Linked DNA regions of Homo sapiens: regions 1, 2, 3, 4, 6 and 7 are each linked to region 5. Evidence: chromatin contacts called from ENCODE Hi-C or POLR2A ChIA-PET data. All regions are on one chromosome and are shown on one strand. Each heading gives the region's core, a stretch centred on a gene start or an enhancer-like site at or near the end of the contact. The rest is flanking DNA. Distances are from core to core; before and after follow the strand shown. Region 1 holds the start of GPR150 (G protein-coupled receptor 150). Region 2 holds the start of CAST (calpastatin). Region 3 holds the start of FBXL17 (F-box and leucine rich repeat protein 17). Region 4 holds the start of ARB2A (ARB2 cotranscriptional regulator A). Region 5 holds the start of PPIP5K2 (diphosphoinositol pentakisphosphate kinase 2). Region 6 holds the start of ERAP2 (endoplasmic reticulum aminopeptidase 2). Region 7 holds the start of ELL2 (elongation factor for RNA polymerase II 2).

Region 1 (3,940 bases), core at 187-2,686, 7.5 Mb after region 5:
AAGCCGCCCTCGTCCAGCGGTTCCCGCCGAGCATGGTGATAATGAGGGTGGGGCCAGCGTTGGCGGTAGAGCGCCTGGTGGCCCCGGGGCCCCTCCTCGTCCTCCGCGCCTCCCTGCGGCGCGCAGCACAGAGAGCCCAGCCGCTTCCGCAGCTGTCGCCGGAGCCGGCAGTCGCCCGCCTGGAAGAAGAGGTAGACGAAGGGATTGAGAGCGCTGTTGGCCATCGCCACCACGCGCAGCGCCGCCGACAGGCCCTCTCCCTCCCAGTCTCCCGCGGGCCCGGACGACCACGCGGCCGCCAGCCGGGCGGCAAAGTAGGGCAGCTCGCAGCCCACGAACAGCAGCGCCAGCAGCAGGCTCATCTTCAGGCTCTGCACCTTGGCGCGGGGCAGCGCGCTGGGCGCAGGGGCTCGACCTGGGCTCGCCGACCAGGGCGCTGCAGCCGCGGGGGCCTGCGGCCGGTGCCGCCACCAGACGGAGAGTAGGTGGCCGCAAGCGACGCCCAGGACCGTAACAGGCGCGACGAAGCCCGCGACGGCCTCGTAGAACGCGTAGACCTGCAGGTGCCAGCGCGGCAGGGGCGCGAAGATCCCGTGGCAGCGACGCTCCCCCGGCCAGGCGCGGGCGGCCGGGGGCGCGCCTGGCTGCAGGGACGTTGGCGGCGGCGGCGGCGGCAGCGGCGAGGGGGAGTCCCCGCGCACCACGAAGGCCGGGGGCAGCGCCAGCAGCAGTGCCAGCAGCCAGCCCAGGGCGGCGAGGGCACGCGCGGGCAGCGGCCGGCCGTGCGGAAGACGCACCGCGCGCCGGCGCTCGAGGGCGATGAGCACCACGAGGTGGGCCGAGGCGCCCCGCCCGGATGCCTGCAGCAGCTGCAGGAAGCGGCACGCCAGGTCCCCCGTGGCCGCGCGGGGCTCGCCCAGCAGTTCCCAGGCCAGCTGTGACAGCGCCGTGCCCCCGCACGCGTACAGGTCCGCCAGGGCCAGCTGCACCAGCAGGAAGTCCATCTTGCGACGCTTGGGGCCCGCCCAGGGCCCGCCGCCGCCGCACAGGCGGCACAGCACTGTGGTGTTGCCTGCCACCGCCACCACCAGGATGACCCCCAGGAACACCAGGCGGACGCGGCGGCTGGGCGGCCCAGAGGCAGGGGCTCCTTGCCCCAAGGTCAGGTTGAGACCCCAGCCCAGCAAGATGGGCACGGAAATGTTGGGCGCCGGCGGCAGAATTGAGGGGCTAAAGAGATCCTCCATCCTTGTCCCGGAGGAAGAGGAGGCACCGAAGAGGGCGGGCAGGACGCGGGAAACCAAAGTGGAGGCGAGGCGGCGCGGGGAGCGACGCTGGGTCTATACGAGTTCCCAAAGTTAGTTGAAAAGGCACACGCACAGAGAGGGAGATGGATTCGGGCGGCTTTGCGCTTAGTTGTTTTTGTCGATTGTCCTCGTGATTTGTCACTCAAATGTGGGTTGTACACTCGAGGAACACACATGATTCCTATTCTCCACCTTCCCCGCGTCTTCCCTCCCATTCCCGGCGGGTACTCTTCCAATCTCTGCAGCGGCCCCCGACGCTACCCTCGCGGAAGCCGCGGACCCCTGGGCGCTGAGAACCTCATCCATTCTCTATTTACGTGTAAAGCACAGCAGGACAGAATGTCGCTTTGCTTGGCCATTGTATACGGCCAGTGTTATGCCAGCACCCACACAAGAGAGGACCTCTTGACTGAGATTGTACCACACGCCCCCACCACCCCAATGTGATTGCCAGTAGGAAAAAAATAGAAAAGACATTAGTTTTTATTTTAAAGGTTTGAAATGCCATGGATCTGCACGAGCATGAGAAAAACAGGAACACAAGAAACCTAACAGCGTTTTGAGCAAAGAGGAGACCTATTAGCTGAATTTTGATCAAGATGTGTCTTCTCTGTCCAAGAATGAAAGTATTTTAATTAGAGGGTACTAAAGTCAATGATGTTGCTTTTAGGAGTGGCAGTGTTGCAGATCGTTCCAAATACTAGGAGCAGTGGGTCACAGCTGCTTTCTTGGTGATGTAAAATTCATTTCATTAGTCTGAAGAGGGCATTAATAGGTTTTATGCAAATGGTAGTGCATTTATTGCTTTTCTCCTAATATTTTCATCCAGTGAAGGATGCGTCATCACACTCCTCATTCTCTTGATTCTGTTTTCCAGCAGATGGGAAGTTGCTAGGAGGGGCTACGCCTCCAATAAGCCTAGAGAAAAGGTGACTAAGAAAGTGATAAGGCGGCCAATTTTTTTAAAAAAGAAATCCAAGTCACAGGAAATGGTTTAGATTAAATGTTGCTGCTTTCATTTTAGCCTTGTCTCCTCACAAACACATTTTAGTTTCCCTGTTGGAAGCATCCATTTGTCTTTTTATGCACCCTCCACGTTAATCATGGTGAAAGTAGAATTTCCTGTACTTCCTGGCCTGGGGGCCAGGGAGGTATGAGTGTTGTCTAGGGTTCACATTCCCAATCTGAGGAAACATTTGGAACTTTAAGATTCATGGCCTAGGAAGATTTGGTGGGTTCCATGATAGTCCTGCCAGCTGCTGTAGGAATCCCATTTCCCAAGCTGTTGTCCTTTGGCCAGAAACCTTGGTTATTTTCATCATCATCTCTGTGGTGCCTCGCTCTGGTCTGACAGGTTGTAGTTATCAGTGGGTATGTGTTGAGTTGATGAATTAGTGGATATACGATGCTTTTCAGATACCTTCGAGCATAAATGCCTGCCTTGACTATAAATCCATCACCTAAGAAAAAATTCCTTTTATACTATGCCAGTATTGTCCAGAGGAGCCCAAGGAAGCTCTGTGGAGACATAGGAATAAGTGTTCCTGGTGGGACATTTAAGAAAGCTAGAGTGATAGCCTTGGAAAATCTAAAATCCTGGTTTGATTTTCATACTCTCCCTTTAGAACTTTTTATCCAAGGCCTTTTTCTATGCACACACATCATCCCAGTTTATAATGCACTTCTTCCAGGGAGCCTTCTCTGAGCAATGTTCATCATTCAGTGATTTTCCTAGCCAGTATCATTTCAGTGTTTCTCAAGATAGTCTATCATTTGTCTCAAATTTGTTGAAATGCTCTTATATATTAGCATTTCAAAATGACTATAGTGAAATTTCACAGAACTTTAGTAAGATCTGATAAAACATTGATTTTCAACAAATTCTTTTTTTTTTTTTTTTTTCCCTTTTTGAGACAGGGTCTCACTCTGTTGCCCAGGCTGGAGTGAAGTGGCATGATCATAGCTCACTGCAGCCTCGACTTCCTGGGCTCAGGTGATTCTCTCACCTCAGCCTCCCAACTAGCTGGGACTGTAGGCAGACACCACCACACCCAGCTAAGTTTTGTATTTTTTGTAGAGGCTAAGTTTCGCCATGTTGCCCAGGCTAGTTTTAAACTCCTGGGCTCAAGAATCTGCCCACCTTGGCCTCCCAAAGTGTTGGGATTACAGGCATGAGCCACTGGGCCTGGCCTAAACTAATTCTTATTAAAATTATACAATGCACATAGTTTTGAAAGTCAAATGGAACTAGAAGGCTGATAACATAAAGAGTTCCCTGTCCTATACATCTCCACTTCTTTATCCCCTCTTTCTAGAGGGAACCAATTTAGACTCTATTTGCTCTTTCTTCTGGCATTGACTTAATTCATAATAGTAAATAATATATATGTAATGCTATTCATTGATTTAACAAATTGATATATTATCTGTTAACTTCTTATTAAAGACTTATCTCTCGCACCTCTGTCACTATTTCCATTTCCCATACCATTAGAACAATACTGTAATTTTGGGTTAGACTTATATTTGGTGTTTATATTATTATGAAACAAAAATATTCACAGTTGAGTTGTATATTGTGAATATTATTTTTTGTTATTTTTAAAGTTAATAATTGCCTTTTCTTACTTTTC
Region 2 (2,700 bases), core at 201-2,700, 6.5 Mb after region 5:
GAATGTTCTTGTCCCTCATCCAAAGTAATAAAGTGCAGAGAAGCTCGCTTTTGTGCGCGCTGTCTCTCTCTCCCTCCCTCTCTCACTTTCTCGCTTTCTTTCCTCCACCCCTCCACCGCTCTCTCCAAGGGTCTTGGTCTCAGATCTCAGTTGCTTCTGCCCCTTGATGTTTGGGATTTTCTCCTTGCCTCACATTGCAGCTGCCTCTCCTTTGCGTCGGCGAATGTACGTCCAACAATCGCCCTCTAAAAGTTTTGAACTTTACTTAGGGGTTAAAAAAGAACTCTAGATCAAAGCTCTTGCGAGCTGCGTCCTAGTGCATTCAGGAATCCACCTCCTAGACAGAATTCCTCCAGCAACAATTCCAGTTCCATCCCACTTGTGAGCGCCAGCAGAGCATAGTGCTTGACATCGGGGCGAGAGAGGTGCATGCGCCGCGCACGCTCGGGCGCGCTCATACATACCACAAGAGGGTGAGTCCCCTGCCTCTCCCCGAGCCTAACCTGAAGGTCTGCGAGGAGGTCGCACCCGGTCCGCACCCCTTCCCCGCCAAACCCCGGACAACGCTTCATCCGCACGCCCAGAAGGGCAAAGCAAACACACTCCCTTCCAACACACTCCCTTCCGGGTCCTGCCCAGGCACAACCGCTCCTATTTACCGTCTTGTACCACCAGCTGGCGAATGCCATGGCAACAACCGGCTGGCTCCGATCCGCACGGCGGGGGAGCCGGCGAGGGCGCGGGGTGTTGCGTTGGAGGCGCCGGGCTCACACTCCGCTTGGCCGGGACCGGGCTGGCACTGAGCTCCGCACATCCCAAGGCGGCTGCCAGGTGGGCAGAACCCTGGGGGTGGGGCCCGGCGCAGGCCCCGCCCCTCCTCGCCCGCCCAATTTGGCTCGAGGCTGGTTAGGGAAGAGGCTCTGCGTCTCCAGGCAGCCACGCCCTGCGGCCCGGCCTTAGCGCGGAAGACTACATCCCGCTGTCCAGTGAAACCACCCCACTCACTCGGGGGTCCTGAGTGAACCTCATTCCCCGTTCATCCTCATCCTCATTCACCCACGTCTTACCAGCCAACTTTTCTTGACGCGTCCCCCCCTCCACTCTACCCGGCCAACGCCACGCCCAGCGCACTGGACCCGGCCGGGGAACCGAAGCCACCTGCAGCCACCTGCCTGGCAGCGGCCAAGCCCCTAGCCCTCTCCCTGCCCCGCGGGGGCGCCGGGGACTGCAGACCCGCCAGCCTGGCAACGCCCAGGGAGGGCGGCCACAGCTCCGGGACCCGGTACCCCATCGCCCAGCCCCGCGACGCCGACAGGAGCGCCACTCACCTCATGGGTGCGGCGGGCGGCGGCTGCTCGCCGGGGCCGCGGGGAGGCGGCGGGCTTCTGGCCGGGCTGGGACATGGCGAGGCCGCTGCGGCCGCTGCCTCCCGGAATGCGCCGCGGAGAGTGGCGGGGAGGCCTGGCGGGGAGTCCTGCCAGGGAGAGAGGGAGGGAGGGAGGGAGCGGAGGGCCCGGGAGCGGGCGATGAAACAGCTTTTCCGACCCCACCCCAGGTCTGCGCCGGGGTTCCCCTAGCCCCGATGGGCCCTCCCCTTCCTGCCCGCGGAGGGACCCGGGCTCCTGCCCTGTAACTTAACACCCTCCGCCCCGGTCCTCACCCGGTGACCCGCCCCGGCCCCAGCACTGCTCTGGTCCCGGTTGGTCAGAAAGAAGGGGTTGGAGGTTGCAGCGTTCCTCCTTCGATGCCCAGATCTAGCTTGCAGTTGTGCAACGAGAGAGCGGGACCCGGGCGTGGCCAGTCTACGCTTCGACCCTCCTCCCAACAATCCGGAGAAGTAGATACTCTTTCTACATTCTGCTCCGCTTTAGCTGCGAGAGTTTACCAACTCAAATCTGGCCCAAGCCTGGACAGTCTAGATAAGGAAGCGGATCACAAAAACAAATTGGTCTGTGTGTGTGTGCGTGCGTGCACGCGCCTGTGTATGTTTTATATGATTTTACTTTGTTTTTTGGCAGTTTCGAATTTTAATAAACTTTTATGGGGAGGAGAACATAGGTTCCAATGCAAAACGGAGAACAGTCCCAAATTTAAACCCTTATAGTCTTTCTAGAGTCTGGCGAGTTTTGTTTCTGAAGCTAGATTGCTTTCTTCTTGGGCTCATCTTAAACAGCGCTTCCTGGTTTGGGGCTGGAAGTGAAATTTAACAAGCCCTACGTGCTTATGTGAGAAACTGTCAGCCTGCAGTTGCTGCTGGTTCACAATCAGGCCTGACAGAAAACCTGTTTGTTACCCTGCAGTAGCATCATCATTCTGGGACTTGGGGTCACCGCTTTCTGCAGCGTTGGGGTTTAGACAGTTGAAGAGAGAGAAGGCAGAGCCTTTTTTTTTTTTTTTTTTTTTTTTCTGGAGAGGCAGTTTCGCTCTGTCTGGAGTGCAGTGGCGCGATCTCTGCTCGCTGCAATCTCCGCCTCCCAGGTTCAAGCGATTCTCCTGCCTCAGTCTCCTAAGTACTTGGGACTACAGGCGCGTTGTCACACCCAGCTTTTTTTTTTTTTTTTTTTTTTTAATGGTAGAGACGGGGTTTCACCACGTTGGTCAGACTGGTCTCGAACAACACCTGACCTCAAGTGATCTGCCCAGTGCTGCCTCCCAAAGTGCTAGGATTACAGGCGTGAGCCACTACAGCCGGCCAGAAGG
Region 3 (3,420 bases), core at 231-2,730, 5.3 Mb before region 5:
GTGTATGTCTGTGAAATCTTTTGACAAATATTTGCTTCTAGAATTCCACATAACTGTCATTAGGCTCTGAAAGGATCCCTGAATGTGACAGACTTAAGATTGGTCATTTCTGACAAAAAGGCCAGAATTAACAATTGTTTGACAGCATGTTTGAGAGCAGGCTGGGTGGGGCTGGCCACTATAGTGGGAATAGCAATGTAGGTTCCAACAGTGGTCTTCTCCAAGCCACTGGGCCTTGAATATTGCAATACTTCTTCCTCAGTCAGCTCTCTCAAGTTATCCTTAGCAGATTTTTTTTTAAACACCTGCCACTTCTCTTCCACCCTTCAGCAGGTAACCAAGCTCTATCTGAAGCAAAACAGAAACCAACAGAAAGGAACTCTTTCACCTTCCTGCTAGAAACATCCACCTCTCTGTATCCGTCCTTTATCTACCTTTCCTCATTCTCTGTAATCACAATGAAGAAAGTATCCTTCCTAAAGCACTCTCCATTCCACCTTCTCCTCTTATTTCTCTCACTAGAGTGGCTCATTCCCATGGTATTTGCCTCCTCTAATTTTTCGCTTGTGAAAGCTAACCTCTCCGCACCAGGTACCGCTCTAGCAGCTGCCCTAGCTCTTTAGCCTCGATATAGTCAAACCTTCTAAAGGACTGCCTGCATAGCTGTTTCCTCTTTCTCATCTGGATCACCAACGTTTGTCATATAGCAGGCACTGCACCGTCATGTTTAAAATATACAACAGACGGCTAGACAGGATTCCGAGGGTGTAGACAATAAAGTGATCTACAGTTTGTAGCCTGGGTGTTGAATGGCTCACTGGGTGGGGAAGCTGTTATCTTTCTGCTGTGCACAGGTAATTTGATATATGCTTTCATTCTGAAATAAAGTTGTGGAAAGGCAGTAGTACGCAACAATTAAGAAAACACAAGTGGGTAAACAGTGGTGCCGCACAACCAATCAACCCCTCACATGACTTCGGTGCGCATCACCCAGGGGCCGCATCTGCCACTCTGCCCGAAGCGCGGTCAGCGCCCACACTGGCCCTTCCGGCGGAACCCGCCTCGCGGCTTCGAAGTGGCCTCGGTTTCCGAGTCAGGGGTGGTGACAGGGGTGGAAGGTGAGGGGAAGAGCCCAGCGGCTCCCGGCCAATGGCAGCTCTTGAACTTACACCTCGAGACGTCAGCGCGGCTGTGTAAACGGATGTCACACAGCTGGCTCGGAAGTGTCTCCTCCCGCCTCAGAAACGCGGCGCACGCCCAGCAGCTTCGGAAAAACCTTAGGCGGTGGGAGGGAGGGGCGTGCGCCGCACCCCGCAAGCCCAGAGCTCCGTGCCCTAGCCGGCCGGCTTCTTCCCGTAGTGCCGGTGTGACGGCCGTCCCGGGTGAGCAGCCGGGTGCCGGCGTCCCCGCCACGAGCGCGCCACCGCAACTGGCTCCGCCCCCTGCCGGAACGGGCCGCGCGCTCCTGCGGCTCCGAGCAGAGTCGCGGGTGCGCGCGCCGGCGGCGGATCCGCAGTTAAAATGGTCCGAGCGGGACCCGGCCTTTCCCCGGCCGCTCCGCTGACTGACTGAGCCGGCTGGCCGGGCCCGGACTGGTCGCCTAGCCGGCAGGCTCGCTCGCTCCCTCCCTCGCGTCCCCAAAGCTCGCGCCCATCGTTCTCCCGGCTTCCCTGGGCAAAGCATGTAGCCCCCGTCGGGCACTCCGGCGGCCCGCAGCTGACGCCCACCCCCCACCGTCGCGTGTGTGCCCGTGTGTGCGTGTGTGTGCGCAGGAAGGGCGACCCCTCCGGGGGCCGAGCCAGCGAGCGGCCTGCCCCGCTGCCGGGAGCCCGCCTCTCTGGGTCTCCCTCCCTCCCGTCCCGGTCCCCCTCCTCGGGGCCTTCTATATGGGCCACCTTCTCTCGAAGGAGCCGCGTAACCGCCCGAGCCAGAAGAGGCCTCGCTGTTGCAGTTGGTGCCGCCGCCGGCGCCCTCTCCTCAGGCTGCCCCGCCGGACCCCAGCCAAGGTGCCCCCTCAGCCGGCGGCGCCCCGGAGCCGGGACTGCTTCTTCCGCGGGCCCTGCATGCTCTGCTTCATCGTGCACAGTCCCGGCGCGCCCGCCCCCGCCGGCCCAGAGGAGGAGCCGCCGCTCTCGCCGCCGCCGCGGGACGGGGCCTACGCTGCCGCCTCCTCCTCTCAGCACCTGGCGCGGCGCTACGCGGCCCTGGCCGCCGAGGACTGCGCCGCTGCTGCCCGCCGCTTCCTGCTATCCTCGGCCGCCGCCGCCGCCGCCGCTGCCGCCTCGGCTTCGTCGCCCGCCTCCTGCTGCAAAGAGTTGGGGCTGGCTGCGGCCGCCGCCTGGGAGCAGCAGGGCCGAAGTCTCTTCCTGGCCAGCTTGGGGCCGGTGCGCTTCCTGGGGCCGCCCGCCGCCGTGCAGCTCTTCCGGGGGCCGACACCGTCACCGGCCGAGCTCCCTACGCCCCCCGAAATGGTGTGCAAGCGGAAGGGGGCCGGGGTCCCCGCCTGCACCCCCTGCAAGCAGCCCCGCTGCGGCGGCGGGGGCTGCGGCGGCGGCGGCGGCGGCGGTGGCGGGGGAGGGCCTGCGGGGGGAGGCGCTTCGCCGCCCCGGCCCCCCGACGCCGGCTGCTGCCAGGCCCCGGAGCAGCCCCCGCAGCCGCTCTGCCCTCCGCCCTCTTCTCCCACCTCCGAAGGTGCCCCCACCGAAGCTGGCGGGGACGCTGTCCGAGCCGGGGGCACCGCCCCCTTGTCCGCCCAGCAGCAGCATGAATGTGGCGACGCGGACTGTCGGGAGTCCCCCGAAAACCCCTGCGACTGTCACAGGGAGCCGCCCCCCGAAACCCCAGACATCAACCAGCTGCCGCCGTCCATCCTGCTCAAGGTGGGTCTGGGCGAGAGGCGCAGGGATGCTCGCTTTCCCCCACCCCCGGCCCCCGCCTCCGAGGCTTTCTCTCTCCTCCCCCTAAGCGCGGAGGAGGGGGGTTCCCTGGCAGCCTAGGGACGTCCCAAGGGGAGACTGGGAAGCCAGTGGGGCCTCTGCCTATGGCCTATTTTTTGAAGTAGGAGCACTTGGAGTCTACTGAATGTCTTTTAATAGCTTGACTCTATAACCCACCATTCAGGGTTCAGCTATTATTAGAATCCCAACCCAGTGGTTTAGAAACTTCGCAGGTATTCTGTGGAAAAAAAAATTTTTTAATCGAGGAATTTATACTTAGTGGGTAAAGGCTTTGCATGTTGGTGTTTGAAAGTCTTTAAACATTACTTTCATGTTTGATGGCTGGTAGTTAATGTCAAACGGTTAACTTACTGAGCATTTACCATAATCAGGCACTGCGCCAGACTTTATATATATAATATCCCATTTATCTAGTTAACGCTTCGAGATAAATACTGTTAATATCTTTATTTTATACAGGAAG
Region 4 (3,451 bases), core at 65-2,564, 9.0 Mb after region 5:
ATACATTTTTGGGAGCCTTATCTTTTTAATATAATCTGTCACTGTTGCAAAAGTCCACCAAAATAAAAATGTTTCCCTCCTCTGTTCAACAATCCTTCAGCTTCCCCAATTGTCTGCAGCAGAAAATCAAATTACTCAGCATGACATAGAAAGCTTTTCAGAATCTGGCTGTTGCCTTCCTCTTCAGTATAAAGTGTCACTCTACAAACCATTTGAGTTCTTTCCGGAAATGAAGCCCTAACAGTCTTGCAATGCCCGAGATTCATTCAGGTACTCAGTTCTGGCTAACTCCAGTGGATTCTCTCACCTTTTACTGCTCCTTATCTCCCGCCACTTACTTACACCACTTTCTTCTTGTCCTATACACTTTTCTAGATTTCCCCAATCTATTATTTACCACTGTGATCATTCAGTCATTCAATAAGTATTTATTGTCTACTTTGTGGACAGGCACTGTTGTATGGTTGAGGATACATTAAAAAGACAAGATTATGTCACTACCATCAGTGAGTTTACATTTTAGGGGGCAGGGTACATTTGCAAAGTACAAACAGTGTGGAAGTGAAGTATACCTTAGAGAGTCTGAGATCTCCTCTCTGAAGAACATAACTGTTGGTTTACTTGTCAGCCACCAGACTTTCCTTCTCTTTAGCTGCCTCAGAGGAGAGGGTATCTAACTCAGCTTTGTTACCCCAGCGTCTAGTTTAGCCTAATTCATTAAATTAACAGTTTTGGACTAAATAAATGCTCTGAGAGTACTATCTAAAAATTAAAAATCAGTTGCTTCCATCCCTTTCCCCAGATTTATCCTTGAAATACCTTTCAAACCTGTTTCTGGAAAAAACATTAATATCCGTAAGATTCCCATTTGAGTCAAGTATGATAACGAGAAAACTTTTGTCATTAGGATGCTAATATTAACTTCCTATTTTACATGTCCTAATTCAAAGGTAAATTTAATCTTCCGAATCTAGACCTCCCGGTTTTTCTGGAGTTGAATGGACAGGGTAAAGTCTGACACACTCTGAGTAGCGGAGTGGGGAACTGGCTGTAAGGACATCCTTAGAATAGTTAAAATTCCGCTGGGAAAACGAGGCTTTAGAGTGGCCTCGTCCTCTACGGCTACCCAGGCAGCCTTCACAAGGAAGGGCGACCAGAGTCCGCCAGTGCATAAGAGAACTACACTTAATTCACGCGGGCCTCTTTCTCCAGTCCACCTAATACCACAGGAACCTACCCAGGGCCCGCGCCCCGCCCGTTTCCGGGTTGTCGCCGCCGCTGCCGTCAAGTGCGTAATGACGTATCAATCTCCTGAAGACCCCGGAAGTGCAACTCGAACTTGGTCGGGGCGCGGATCCCGAGAGGGAAAGTCATAACAACCGCACGAGGGAGTTCGACTGGCGAACTGGAAGGCCACGCCTCCTCCCGCCTGCCCCCTCAGCCCTGTGGCTGGGGGCAGAGCTCAGGTAGGACTGCCGTTTGCGGGGATGTGAGCTCCGGGGGCAGGCCCGGGTCGAAATCAGGAGGGGGCTGGCCTGGGTCGGTCTCAGGCGGTGGTCGCTGGCCCTGGGGACCGAGGCTGTCTGGAACCACGCTGCATTCCCTGCGGACACCTCTGACTTGTGTCTGGGCCTCCGCTGATGGGCAGGTCCCATGTTCCATTTCCACTCTCTAGGCGGGAGCGACGTGTGTGTTCCCTGGATGACTTTCCTTATGTCGGGGCGTACGGGATTCTGGGAGTCCCTGGAGACAGAGTAATGGGCCCTCCTCCGCTTTCTTGCGAGTGGAGGTATTGTGGTTGTTGTATTAATTTTTTTTTCTACAAAAAGTATTATTAACTGCCAGCGCTTTACCAGAAGTCATTCACTGCAGAGGGATTAAAGTGCAGTTATAAAATGCTCTCAAAACTTGTAACATGCATGGGCGCGGGTGGGACGTTTCTCTGGGATGCAGTATGAATTAAGTGTTGAATACTTTTGACTTTGAAATAAAGTAAGTATGTTTTGGAAGCAGTCTTCTCTTTCCCTCATCCAGGTGTTTAACATATTCTTATAGTGCTCCAGGGTCTATATCTGTTGGGCCAAGAAACTCGTTGTGTTTGGATATACTGTATTTAATGACATGCAATGTTGTTGCATTTGTCCATTTCTCCCAAATCCTCAAAAAAGCTGTAGAGGGAAAAATTCTCTGGTTTTTATCTACAAGTGCATTGTATATTTATCAAAATATCAGTGCGATTTTTTAATGTAGTACATGACATCGTTTGCATTAACGCATGCCATATACTGCATAACAAATATCTCATTGATAAGGTGTATTCTTTATCCTACAATGCGAGGGACGGTTACACTGTATACATTTAGCGAATGTAGAAACTGAGTAAGAGAGTATTTTTGGATCTGCTTCGTTAAGGCCTCAGTGACAGTGCTGGTACCAGGCTTCTTTCAGAATTTTCAACTAGGCCTTACTTCCACTTAACCAGTGAATCCTACGCTGAAAAGTTAAGGATGCTCTGGATGCTTTCAGGCTATGGCTGCTCCATATGGTAGAATAAATAGTACCAAGGCCAAGAGGGAAATATTATCTATGAAACCATGAGCATCCACTTGTTTATCCATTTAGCAAGTATTTACTGGCAACCTTCAGTGTGCCGGATAGTGTTCAGGTGATGGGAAGACAGCAGTAAACAAAATAGAAAGTCCTTTTGCTCCTGGAACTTACATTCTAGTGGATGGAGACGTATAATTAACAAGTAAATATATAACAAGTAGTGATTAAGAGGTATAGAGAAAGGCAGGGCGCGGTGGCTCACGCCTGTAATCCTAGCATTTTGGGAGGCCGAGGCGGACGGATTGCCTGATCCCTGGAGTTTGAGACCAGCCTGGGCAACACGGTGAACCCCGTCTCTACTAAAATACAAAAAAATTAGCTGGGTGTGGTGGCGTGCGCCTGTATTCCCAGCTACTCTGGAGGCTGAGGCAGGAGAATTGCTTGAACCGGGAAGGCGGAGGTTGCAGTGAGCCGACATCATGCCACTGCACTCCAGCCTGGGTGACAGATCGAGACTCCGTCTCCAGAAAAAAAAAAAAAAAAAAAAAGAGGTATAGAGAAAAATAAATTAAGGGGAGAGAGAATGATAGAGGATGCTATTTTAGATAGGGTGGTAAGCTCACCCTCTCTGATAAGGGAACACTTGAGTGGAGATCTGAATGAAATGAGGGAGTGAGCTCCGCAAGTATGGAGGAATGAGTTGGCCTAGTACAAAGGCACTGAGACAGGAGCGTGTTTGATATATTTGGAATAGCAAGGATGTAGGCATGGAGGTAGCAGTACTTAACAATCTCAAGAATGAATATTTATTCCTTGATTTGGTGGCATGAGGGATTTTATTTATTTACAGTTTATTTTTTTCAGCTTTCCCAGACAAACCTCTGAGGAGAATCTGGTGTCT
Region 5 (3,709 bases), core at 601-3,100:
TTATACTCACAATTGCCAACATTTTGCCATATTTGCTATTTATACACACAGACACATACACACACATACACTTGCTGTACCATTTGAAAGTACTAGATATCAACACACTTCAACTCTAAGTACGTTAGTATGTATCTGCTAAAAATAAGAACACCTTCCTACATAACCACAATTCCTTTTCCACGTGAGAAAATTAATAGTCCATAACATTGTCTATATTGTGGTTGCATGGGAGCTTTTAAAGAATGAGGACCTAATCTATATATTCCCACTACTTAACTTGGTTCATAGCACTTATTTGGGTAATCAACAGATGTTCTACCAATTGTTCAGTTTAATACCCTCACAACAACTACTCTGAAAGTCATATGAATTTAACATTTAAAACAGCAACCTTTGATTTTAAAATTTTCTGCAAATCAGTTTAGTCATTTGCTTTAAATAAACCTGTGCTGCAGTAAGTACAGTATTCTGGGTTCTGCACTACTTAATTCTGCATCACAATGCTCCATAAAGACAGAGATCATGTCTAACTTTTGTCAGACATATAAGTAGGTACACCAAAATTTTTTAAATGAATGGATACTTTCAGACACTGAAAATGTTAGTGAAGAAATTGAAATCGAGGAAGAACAGGACAGGACAATAGAATACAGATTTTGAAGGCAGACAGATCTGGTTTTTAACACAGATTCAAACGTTTACTTATAACAAATGTTTAATAGAGCAAGTTGCTTGACTGTTCAAAGCCTCCATTTCTAACTCTGTAAAATGGTGATAATAATCTAACATACCTCCTGGAATTGTTGAGAGGAATAAATGACAAACTATGTAAAGCACTCGGCACACATAAGACTCAGTTAATGGCAACTATCGTTATTATTTTATCTATCTGAGACAAAAAAATTATCTATTTCATTTAAGAATTCTCAATAGCAAAACAAAATCCTGTCCCAGTGTAGAGCGAGGATTTTACGTGCTAAGGTCAGCTATGCTTCCCACTTCCACAGTTAAGCCTTCCAGCAAGACAACTACTAGCCAAAGGACACCAAGAGTCGCAATCTCCCAGGAAGTGGTCAAGAACCTCGTGAATGAGATCCAGGGATCATCACCCTGGCCCCTTCTTCTTCAAGGCGCAGAAGGCTGCAACGACCTCCAAATGACTAGGTGCGGCAGTGCCCTGCAGCCTCGGTCCCTACTATGAAAAGCTGCAACACATGAGGCTTTTGTTATTTTAAAGTGGGTGTGGGGTTGACAGAGAGAGGGATAAAGACTAAGGCAGAAAATTTTTTAAAAAGCCACCTCTACCCACAGCAGTCCCATAACTCGAGGCTAATCACTTCAGTGGAGCCAGGCACAGCGTGGGGTAGAAGCTCAGCGGTTCCCTTTTAGCTGATCTTCAATTTCTGGCGTCTCGAACCCAAGAAATGAAAAAGGGAAGCCATGGGGGAGCAGGAGGAGAAATCAAGGCGCGAAAGGACCCTCAAAGCTGTACTGTCACTCCACGCCCAGGCTGTCATTCTCTCCAGCACAAGCCCCTCGGTGGAGCATGTGTTTAGGGTCTGCAGAGCACAGGAGACAAAGCAGAAGCCCAGCAGCCGCCTCAACCCTGGCATGATCAGGTTCCGCATCTCCGGTTCTCCTCCGGTTTTGGGCCCTCACCTGCCACGAATGCGGTCGTCACGCGAGCAGTTGTGAGATGGTCAAGCCCATTCAGGTCTAGGTTACCCCCTTTCATCCCGGAGGCAGGGGTGAGGTGTTTGTCAAGAGACTTCAGTTGTAGGCGTGGACGTAGGCTACTTCCTTCAGTAACAGCTATAGGGCCACATAAGGGAACCTCAGGCTACTACACCTCAGGAATCTCCGTCACGCCTCTTCCCCGCCCTCCTCGGGTCTCACGCCGAAACCTCACCGGGCGGAACGATTTCCGGCAAGAGCCAAATGATCAGTCCTAACCTTTCTGACCGTGGTTCCAAGGTTCCCCAAAGGACTGCCCTCTAAAGGACCCGGGTAGTTCCGCTTCCGGCAGCGCGAGATAAATCACGAGAGGAAGCTTAAATCTGTCGTTTGAATTTAGGACCACCTCGGTGAGTGGTCGTTCTGGTGTGCTGTGTCATACCTACTGTTTTTTAAAGTGAGGCGTAACCCGACAGTAATTTCAAAACCATTCGCCTCGACCGGCCTAAGGAAGGGTTTAATTGAGTCTGTGGGGAGATTTTGCGCAAGCGCCTTTGAGATAGGAGGGCCTTGGGCGTTGCGATGTCCCGCGCTAGCTGAGCAGAAAGGGCGAGTGCTGTTTCGGGCCTGGGGAGGTGCCTACTGGGTGTAATTGAGTTTTACCAAACGGTCATTTTCCTGCTGATTCTGAGTGTGGTTGGACCTTGCCCTTAAGATTCCGTTAACGAGTCGCCCAAAGCTTAGGAAATGCTCCCTCACAGCGTTTGAGACTAAGCACTTTTGGCCGGCGTTGAAGAATTCTCCCCATTACTTTGATCAGTCATTTAATCAGAAATTTTGCCCCAAATTTAAATACGTGGCGGGGAGAAACGTGAGGTCAAGAGGGAATCCTGTCACGTAGTTTTAAAAGAAAAATGTCCACTTTATCTCAGTGTAGGTTTTTCTTAAATGGGCATTTCTGAACCAAAGTAGATACTTTTTAAAGTGGAAATGCATTTATCCCATGTGGCTTCATGTGAATGCATATGGCGATGAAGGCATTTTTTTGTTCAATGAATTTGTACTCTGAAGTGAACCAGATTACAGAGAAGTGTATTTAAATTTACAGGTCCTTGACGTTGCATAAAATTGTGCGTGTCCATTTTTTGGAGCTTAAAATAGAATAATTCAAATGTCAGAATTCCGATCCAAGTTAACATGTTGATTGAAAATTGCAGATTTTAAGATGGAACCAGCGGGTATTATAACCTTTTAGGGGCTTAAATTGGTGGCTTTGTTTTTAACCCTTGGTGAAACAGTTAAGTCCTAATCTTGACATAATACCTAACTGCCTTACTTTATTGAACACAAAATTATTAAAGGAATTAAGCAATGAGTTGATTTTATTTGCTTTTATGGAGGGGACAAAGTGTATAAAGCTTAACCAAATGTGACCCTGACATTCCTCTTGCAAAACTACAAGTTGTAATCAATCACTTTCATTTTTTCTTATTCCTACATGTTTAAGTACATTAAGTAATGATTTTAAGAGAAATTCTTGAAAATATGAGCATATCCAAAGAAGTCCCAGGACAGTCTTTCTTTATGTAGTAGAAACCACTTAATCCCCCTTGTAAATGATACCTTTACTTAGCAATCAGAGTATAAGAAGATATTTATATTTGTCTCGAATATTACAGTTTCAAGCCATTTTCTCATATGTATGGGCTTTGAAAAAAAAAAAACAACTTTCATTTACGTTACTTTTGTATATGAATACCAATTATTAGCAGTAAAACTTTTAACTACTTCAAAGGCTATGCTTTTCGTGAACTGAGTTTTCTTTCTTACGCATTTTCTATTTCTCCTTGTCATCTGTCTCTCTACCTCCAGAACCAGCAGTTTGTGAACTGCATTAGACTGTTATATCGTTATAAAAGGATACAATTCGTGAGTCTTCTGATTATTTTCTTCTTAGCACTGAAGCTTTATAAACATTGCTATAAAACATTAACACCATTAATGAAAGGAAAGAGATTTTAAAATATTTTTT
Region 6 (3,739 bases), core at 492-2,991, 6.2 Mb after region 5:
CAGAATTTTTTTAAGGTTCGGTTCTTTTCCCTTTACACTACTTTTGAAAGCACAATTAAATCAAACTGAATTTACTACCTTTGTAAATAGAACTAAGTTTCTTTCTTTTTGAAGGGTAAAGCTACAACACATATAAAATTAGGACAAACAGCATAGTTAATTTGGGGGAATCAATTCTTACTGCCACCCTACCACCTGCCTCTACTTACTTCCTTACTGCTCCAACTCAAACCATGAAGGTTTTCTCTGCTACTTCTTCTTTTTATAATCCTTAACAAGTTCTGCAGCATTAATTATCCAAACAATTACTTCAATTTTTCAATTTGCAATATTAATGCAGGTGACAGGTATTGTTAAAGGAACAAAAATAAAATAATATTAAAGATACTTCTCCCTCTTTTTAAAAACAAGCATTAAATTACTGCTACAAATCTCAGTGTTCCAAGAACGTCTGATAAGTACACTCATAATTGGTCTATTAGCTTGAATTTTGGAGGGTTTAAAAAAAATGGAGTGGCTTATTATGTGGGTCTGAGGCTTTGGAATCAGAGTGCCCAGATTCCAACGCTAATTCCACCAACCTCACCTACGTGATCATGGGCAAAGTTTTTTACTTTTTGAGCTTCATTTATCTCAACCATAAAACAGTGTAATAATTATACCTTCCTCATGCTGGGATGATTAAATGAAATAATTCATGTGAAGAAGTTGGCACAGCACAGCATGGAGCATATAGGAAGTAAGTAATTAGTGTTGGATATGAAATTATTATTGAGGTTATAACTTGCATTCAATGGCCAAAATGAAGGAGTAGCTCGCCCCCACTTGTAGCAGACACTCCTAGAGATGTACTTGATTGATAAGAGTAGAGAGAAAAGCTTTACTCACACAGTCTTTAACTTTAGAACTAGTAAGGGTTGTAAAGGCCAGCTAGTACAAGTCCTTAGTGTTCAGATAAAGAAACAGGACCGGGCACAGTGACTCAGGTCTGTAATGCCAGCATTTTGGGAGGCCAAGGTGGGCAGATCACCTGAGGTCAGGAATTCGAGACCAGCCTCACCAACATGGTGAAACCCTACCTCTACTAAAAATACAAAAATTAGCCGGGCATGGTGGCACATGCCCGTAGTCCTAGCTACTCGGGAGGCTGAGGCACGAGAATCGCTTGAACCAGGGAGGTGGAAGTTGCAGTGAGCCGAGATCGTGCTGCTGCACTCCAGCCTGGGCGACAGAGCGAGGCTCTCTCTCAAAATAAATAAATAAATAAATACATAAATTAAATTAAATAAACAGATGAAGGAACAGGATGGTGACTTCTCAAAATCCACACAGGAAGTCTGAAACAGAATCAGGACTAAAACATAGCTCTTTGCCCTTTGGTCTGGTGGGCTTTCTATTATACTGCACTGTACCTTAAATAGCAATGCAGTGAACAAAACATCCTGGGATTGAAGAGGCAAGAATTGTCACAAACGCTTAGAAAAGACAAAAAGATCTCTGAAAGAGAGTCAGTGCAGCAGCGTCTTAGATCAAGTCCCAGCCTCAACTGCATACACTTTCTAATACAGCCGCGCCCAATTCACCCCAGTCCCCCAGAACCTTGCCTTAGATTACAAAACCTTCTCAACACAGCAGTTCTATACCTTCAGTTCATTATTCTTATTGAAAAAATCTAATTTTAAGACAAACCCAAGAGAAATGTTGATACGTTACCTTAAATCATGCTGCTGCAGATTTGACTGAAGGGGAATTTACTTTTGCTTTCACTTTCTGTTCTAAGATTCAGAACTTTGCATGCTTCCTGAGTACAGTAAGTACTAGCTGGTTCATTATCACGCAGGTGTGAATGGAGCTTAGGATAAGAGCTTTATTTCAAAAAGGACAAGAAACTTTTTGTAGAATGCACAAATAAGTGGCTTTGGAGTAGAAGCCAAACCATGGAAAGAAAGGATCGCCAGTGGCTGCCACTTCTGCTGTTATCACCTCCCTTCCCTTGTCCCCAGGGTAAAGCCTTCAGAACATAGTTTATGTTTTTTAGTGCCAAGTTGTTGTCTTAGGAATTGATCTTGAACTTCTCCTTGTGCTGCATCCTCAGTGCTATGAAATCTGACTTCTGCCCATCCACCCCACAAACGTAACTCCAAGCTTACCAAACACCTCCCGGGCAGCTTCTGTGATCTTTATCAGAGGTGATTATTCTCAGATTTTCCATGTCTGTAACCACCCTGTCTCCTTGGGCACGAGGGGACTGTATCTCATGCTCATCTCTTTGATCTCTCTTTATCTGCCTGTTTGAGTTGGGCTTCAACTTCCTCTCTGCTCTGAATACAGACCTTCCACAAAGATGAAACCTCTGGCCTTTGCTCTGCCCTCTCTTTATCCTTTCCAGTACCCAGATTTAGCATTTATCCCCATTCATCCCACATTGCTCCCATTGTGATCCCTCCTTCAAGGGTTCTGCTGCTGTAATTCCAACAGCCTGATGGACCAACAGTACATGGATGTCTAACCCTAACCTGAACCAGAACCCTGACAACTCAAATAGTGTTTTCTTTCCCCAGATAAACACCCTTTGCTTTATATGCTTCCAGCCTTCTTCCATTATCTAGGATTGAACCATATAGTTAGTTACTTTGATTCTGTCCCTCTCCAATTTGTTACCAAAGCCTGTTGATTTTTCCTTTTCTTTTCTTTTTTTTTTTTTTGAGATAGGGTCTCACTCTGTCACCCAGGTTGGAGTGCAGTGGTGCCATCCCAGCTCACTGCAGCCTTGACTTCCTGAGCTCAAATGATCCTCCCACCTCAGCCTCCCAAGTAGCTGGGGCTACAGGCATCCACCACTACACCCAGCTAATTTATTATTTTTTTTTTATAGATGAGGTCTTCCCATGTTGCTCAGGCTGGTCTCAAACTCCTAGGCTCAAGTGATCCTTCTGCCTCAGCCTCCCAAAGGATTGGGATTACAGGCATGAGACACCGCAACTGGCCTTTTTGAATCATTTTCAATCTCTTTCTATCCAACTAAGAAAAAATCCCACCGCTTATTAAAGTAGTCCAGGTCCTCATCCTTCCTCACAATGGCCTTCAATCATGTCTTCCCAGCTTCTCAAGCTCAGCTTCTTGCAGTTACTTGTACGATGCCACCAGATTAATCCTTTCAACTACTGCTCGACCATGCCTCCCCCACTGCTCAAGATCTTTCCTTGATTTCCCCATTTACAGAGGGGCAAGTCCTAGTGTGGGAACCATAGTGGCCTACTGGCAGCCTATATGCCAGCCTATAGTTGTTTTGTTTGAATCACAGTCTATTAAATGGCAATACATCCATACAATTTCTATTGTCAAGTGAAATATAACAAGCTTAGCTCTTATCATGTTGCAGACACTCTTCATAGACTTGTATCATGTGCCTTGTCCTGCTGTGGTTTGTGTTTGCAACCTATGTTTGGCCCAATAGCACATGTTGCCATGATTAGATCCTAGTTAAGTCTCAAGCTTTAATTTTTCCACCTTTCTACATTTTATTATTTCAACCTGAAAGAACAAGTCGATAAAGTAGAAGGGGCAGAAAGGAAGGCAGTAGCCTACACCTAAGGCCCGAAACATAAGACTGAATGGGGTCCCTCAGAGCTGCATTTCATGTAGTGAGAGGGGCACCACAGGAAGGGGGATGGCTGGAAGCCAGTGAGTGGGAAAAAGAAGGGGACAAAGACGACAAAGAAGAGGAGGCCCCAAGGGC
Region 7 (3,807 bases), core at 154-2,653, 7.2 Mb after region 5:
TTAAAATAATGAAAAATACTGATTAAATATCTATAAACTTTCCCGGGGAATCCCAGTAGAACAGAACATGGTTTTATAAGCTGAGGGTAAAAACAAGCGTCTCAGTTTTTTTATTAAAAGAACTTTTTTAAACTGCCTTTCAACAGTTTGAAAGCTTTCAATGGTTTGTTTTATCTGGTGTTTCTGATCAACCAATTAATCCATCCTCTGACAGGAACCCATCTGTCAGTCTATCCACACACAATCTGAAAGGGACTCCAGATTAGGCTCCCTCTTTTAGCCACGCCTACACAGGAAGCATCCTGTGGATGGAATGGAAAGTATGCCAGGCCTTTGCACGCCCCTCACGCCCCCATCTCCTTCGCTTAACCTCGACAGCCTCTTACCTTTAAACCCTAGCTAGGTTTTCACACAGCCCTATCAAATAAAAAGGACAATACTCAAACTGAATTAGAGAATGAGAATTGTCGAGGTTTCTTTTAATTTAGATCAATGCCAGTTTTACTCTTCTTCTAGAGTCCTTTTTAAGGAGATATCATCCCCACCAGTTGTGATCCCAGAGAATCACAACAGGGCATGGCGTAGGAAAGACCTCGAAGCTCAATTCTCTATTATACCATGCCCACCATACGAAAGGCATTTAACCTCCCGCGTGATTTTGTCCTTAAGATGCTCCACAAGATCTAACACAACTCCTACATCTAAGAGTCGACTCACTAATTTCAAGGGTTTTTGTTTTTGTTTTTGTTTTTATAAGCTCTGCGTGTGGCACCCGATAACTTCAAGTTTAGAGTGAGCAGTTTCCTCCCAATGCCGTTTGCTCAACTACAGTACTAGGAGTTTTGAGGAGCAGCTCTCTAGCGAGTCCTCCTGCTGCGTCCTCCCCCACACGCACGCACCAAGTTCCACAGCTTCCGCAGCCGTCGGGGAACAAAGTCCTTATTTGGTCACGGCCATCCCCTTACATAGTGGAGGTGGAGATCCTCCTCTCCAAGGACCACCCGCGTAGGGCGAGATTCCCCAATTCTGACTTTTCACTACTATCCCCCACAGGGGCGGGGCTCCAACTCCAGGTAACCAGACCAGGCAACCTGGACTTCCAATTAGCAGGGGAGTCCCCAAGCCAGCCTGGCCAATCTCGGCCGGCTAGCCAAGACGACCAGACGTGACGTCAGACATGATTAAGTTGGCGCGTCACCTAGACGTCAGCCTCTTACCTCTCGGACGTCCCGTCCCAGGAGCAAAACTCTAGTGACTTTGGGCCCGCCCCCGTGAGAGTGGAGGGCGGCCGATGAGGGCGGTTCTGAAGGGAACAAGACCAATGAGACGAGCCCGGGGCGGGGCGCGGGGCCGGAGGGTGGGGCGGGTGGCGGCGGTGGCAGTCCGAGGTCTGGCTCCGCGCAGTATATGACAGTACGTCAGCAGCGGGATGGCCCTAGCAGTGGCGGCGGCTGCAGAAGCCCAAGCAGCCGCGGCCGCAGTGGAGGCTAGAGCCGGAGCGGCGGCGGCGGCGGCACCCCGGGGAGTTTAAGATGGCGGCGGGGGGGACAGGGGGCCTGCGGGAGGAGCAGCGCTATGGGCTGTCGTGCGGACGGCTGGGGCAGGACAACATCACCGTACTGCATGTGAAGCTCACCGAGACGGCGATCCGGGCGCTCGAGACTTACCAGAGCCACAAGGTGAGCGGGCCGGCCGGCAGGCTGGGCTCAGAGAGGCAGAGCGCACCCCTCACGGCCTGGCCGCGCCCGGGTGCGGGGCCGGCGGAGCCGTGGCTGGCAGCTGCTACCGTCAGCGCCCGCAGCGGCCAGGCAGGGCAGGGCCGGGCAGGGTGGCTGACGCCGCGGTCCCGGGCTAGCCTGGGCGTTGGGGAAGCGGGCAGTCGGGCGGCCCCTGGCGGCGGGGCCGAGGCAGCCGCAGCCCTGGGTCGGCTGCGCTGCCGCTGCGGGACTTTCCGACGGCCCCCGAGGATTTCCTGGCTTGTTGGGTCCCAAGGAGGGAGAGAGGCCCCGATAAGAGAAGTGAGATGACCACGCTACCCTCGGCGGGGAAGGAGGGTAGCGAGCAGCGTATGGGCAAGGAACCAGGGACGACTCGCGGGCACCAGCTGCCCGCGTTTTCCAGTTACATAGGCACGGTGGATCCTCAGAGACAGGACACAGGCGCTCCGCGTGTGGGGGTGGGACCTTGTATTCCCAGGGACTTGGGGACACAGGCGCTCCACGTATCAGGGGACACACTGTGTGCTCGAAGGGATGGGGACTCGGGCGCATGGTGAGGGGCACACGGTGTACTCATAGAGATAGGGACTTAGGCAGTCCGTGTAAGGGGGCGGCGCACACTGGAACGGCGGGGACACTGGCGCTTCGCGTACGGGGGGGGAGGGGACACACCTGCATTCCCAGGGACTCCGGGACACCGGCGCATCGCGTTACTGGAGACGCGCCGCGTCCAGGACGGACACAAACCAACACAGTGCCCTGGGGAGAGACCTGAGGACTCACGCACACTTAGCGCTCCCCGGGAGCAAGACATCGGGTTCTGGAGAGAGAGGTTCACGGACGCTCAACGTACCCGAAAAAGCTCCCGGCGTCTTGGGCTGACTCTGGGAAGTGTAAACGGGGAACGAGCCAGAGCCAGAAGGTGTGGGGAGGATACAATGCATCCCGGGCAGAGACTCGGGCCTCTCACCCCTCGTTTTCGAGAGAAGCCCATGGACACACACACACACATATACACACACACCCCTCCAGTACAGAGAGAGGCTCAGATAGGCGCACATACACTGTAATTGGACTACAAATCCAGACGCTTTCATGTTGGAAAAAAAATGGGAGAGACAGGGAAGCACCGAGAAGGGACGCGGTAACCAGGGTGCATGGGGAAACAGTTTATGGACATGCAGTACTGTGGGAGACCGGAGTGGATACATCGCGTGAGGGAGGGATATGCCATATGGGGGAACCTGTAACGTTTTACAGGAGAGGAGAGAGTCGGAAGGGAGATAGAACCCACGGGGCATCTTACAAATAGCCCGTTCGGTACTGAGGAACACACTCCAACCGGTCTCGTACAACAGACAGAGGGGCAGAAGGACACCGAGACACAGATTCACATAGTTATTCAGCTAAAAGTGGGGAAAAGAATTGACATCTGTTGAGCTCCCACTAGTGCCAGGCACTTTAAATACATAGAGCGAAGGCAGAGTCTGAGGCAGAGCGGCAGGAGAGGTGTGAACCCTGGTTTACTGGGAGTGTATTCAGAGAGCCCCCCCACCCCATAAGTGTGCACACAGAGGAAGGCATTAGTTGTGCACGCTTTGGATAGAAAATGAACTCACATGATAGGGTATTTGTAAACAGCAGTGGAGGCTCAGAGGTGAGTGTATTGTTAGGAAGGTACTCACAGAATTGGGTGGACACATGAATGTACGTGCTAGGACACTTGTGTTACTAACCAGAGAAGCATATGGTGAAAAGGACTCACAGACTTTGTGTGGTGGGGTGAGGGGGCGTCAGGGAGGAGTGCATGCACAGGGAGAAAGGTACCGTCCTACATACAGTGAAATCTCGAGAGAAAATCTCAAGAATGGCTGGGAGAGATACAAGAAATAGAAAACTGCATGTGCCAATAGCTACTCTTAGATAGGTGCACCTGCAGTGAAGAGACCAGCATCAGACGGAGTGGGAGGCCCATATGGGGGAAGCCAGAAACACAGGCAGAGGGACAGAAGCAGACAGTGGAGAGAAACTCTGGAGAGAAACTCAGCCTTGCAAGATGGAAAGATAAGCTTGCCTGTTCCAAGGGAAG

The links. Hi-C counts contacts between places; a loop is a spot of excess contacts on that map. ChIA-PET counts read pairs that join two places held with the same protein, here RNA polymerase II (POLR2A). Pooled maps may share reads with other maps.
Region 1: a pooled map shows a loop between it and region 5 (4-fold over the local background). The contact joins the promoter of GPR150 here to the promoter of PPIP5K2 in region 5. A Hi-C loop is called at or near these places in 5 of 50 pooled maps.
Region 2: a map of naive thymus-derived CD4-positive, alpha-beta T cell shows a loop between it and region 5 (10-fold over the local background). The contact joins the promoter of CAST here to the promoter of PPIP5K2 in region 5. A Hi-C loop is called at or near these places in 2 of 168 maps with a recorded cell type or tissue (both naive thymus-derived CD4-positive, alpha-beta T cell) and 8 of 50 pooled maps. POLR2A ChIA-PET finds 5 or more read pairs at or near these places in 1 of 52 experiments (activated B cell).
Region 3: a map of B cell shows a loop between it and region 5 (24-fold over the local background). The contact joins the promoter of FBXL17 here to the promoter of PPIP5K2 in region 5. A Hi-C loop is called at or near these places in 4 of 168 maps with a recorded cell type or tissue (B cell, CD8-positive, alpha-beta T cell and naive thymus-derived CD4-positive, alpha-beta T cell) and 13 of 50 pooled maps. POLR2A ChIA-PET finds 5 or more read pairs at or near these places in 2 of 52 experiments (activated CD8-positive, alpha-beta T cell and naive thymus-derived CD4-positive, alpha-beta T cell).
Region 4: a loop to region 5 is called in a pooled map, with 4 times the contacts of the local background. The contact joins the promoter of ARB2A here to the promoter of PPIP5K2 in region 5. A Hi-C loop is called at or near these places in 2 of 50 pooled maps.
Region 6: a pooled map shows a loop between it and region 5 (7-fold over the local background). The contact joins the promoter of ERAP2 here to the promoter of PPIP5K2 in region 5. A Hi-C loop is called at or near these places in 4 of 50 pooled maps.
Region 7: a loop to region 5 is called in a pooled map, with 13 times the contacts of the local background. The contact joins the promoter of ELL2 here to the promoter of PPIP5K2 in region 5. A Hi-C loop is called at or near these places in 9 of 50 pooled maps.

Annotation. Positions count from the first base shown.
Region 1 is chr5:95,617,583-95,621,522 of GRCh38, reverse strand. GPR150 (G protein-coupled receptor 150) reads right to left here and starts at 1,436. Exons shown (of 1, transcript NM_199243.3): 1 at 1-1,436. The coding sequence starts at 1,247. RefSeq lists enhancers at 1-68, 1,265-1,880 and silencers at 86-535, 244-538, 556-605, 696-1,095.
Region 2 is chr5:96,661,126-96,663,825 of GRCh38, reverse strand. It overlaps CAST (calpastatin), which reads right to left and starts at 1,450. Exons shown (of 32, transcript NM_001750.7): 1 at 1,329-1,450. The coding sequence starts at 1,403. RefSeq lists silencers at 674-953, 1,144-1,733 and an enhancer at 1,296-1,797.
Region 3 is chr5:108,380,158-108,383,577 of GRCh38, reverse strand. FBXL17 (F-box and leucine rich repeat protein 17) reads left to right here and starts at 1,480. Exons shown (of 9, transcript NM_001163315.3): 1 at 1,480-2,879. The coding sequence starts at 1,887. RefSeq lists an enhancer at 1,110-1,229 and silencers at 1,330-1,579, 1,780-2,529, 2,550-2,629.
Region 4 is chr5:94,109,526-94,112,976 of GRCh38, reverse strand. It overlaps ARB2A (ARB2 cotranscriptional regulator A), which reads left to right and starts at 1,314. Exons shown (of 11, transcript NM_032042.6): 1 at 1,314-1,466. It overlaps LOC105379087 (a long non-coding RNA gene), which reads right to left and starts at 1,275. Exons shown (of 7, transcript XR_001742441.2): 1 at 1,238-1,275; 2 at 573-652.
Region 5 is chr5:103,118,442-103,122,150 of GRCh38, reverse strand. It overlaps PPIP5K2 (diphosphoinositol pentakisphosphate kinase 2), which reads right to left and starts at 1,850. Exons shown (of 31, transcript NM_001276277.3): 1 at 1,663-1,850. GIN1 (gypsy retrotransposon integrase 1) reads left to right here and starts at 2,013. Exons shown (of 8, transcript NM_017676.2): 1 at 2,013-2,087. RefSeq lists enhancers at 1,450-1,509, 1,560-1,749, 1,780-2,039, 1,875-2,375, 2,376-2,877.
Region 6 is chr5:96,874,502-96,878,240 of GRCh38, reverse strand. It overlaps ERAP2 (endoplasmic reticulum aminopeptidase 2), which reads right to left and starts at 1,741. Exons shown (of 19, transcript NM_022350.5): 1 at 1,714-1,741. It also overlaps a transcript of ERAP1 not described here. RefSeq lists enhancers at 843-1,052, 1,423-1,632, 1,803-1,952, 1,973-2,102.
Region 7 is chr5:95,959,447-95,963,253 of GRCh38, reverse strand. ELL2 (elongation factor for RNA polymerase II 2) reads left to right here and starts at 1,403. Exons shown (of 12, transcript NM_012081.6): 1 at 1,403-1,679. The coding sequence starts at 1,533. LOC101929710 (a long non-coding RNA gene) reads right to left here and starts at 1,253. Exons shown (of 5, transcript NR_130776.1): 1 at 1,218-1,253. It also overlaps a transcript of CAST not described here. RefSeq lists silencers at 847-1,314, 1,270-1,509, 1,580-1,989 and an enhancer at 794-1,551.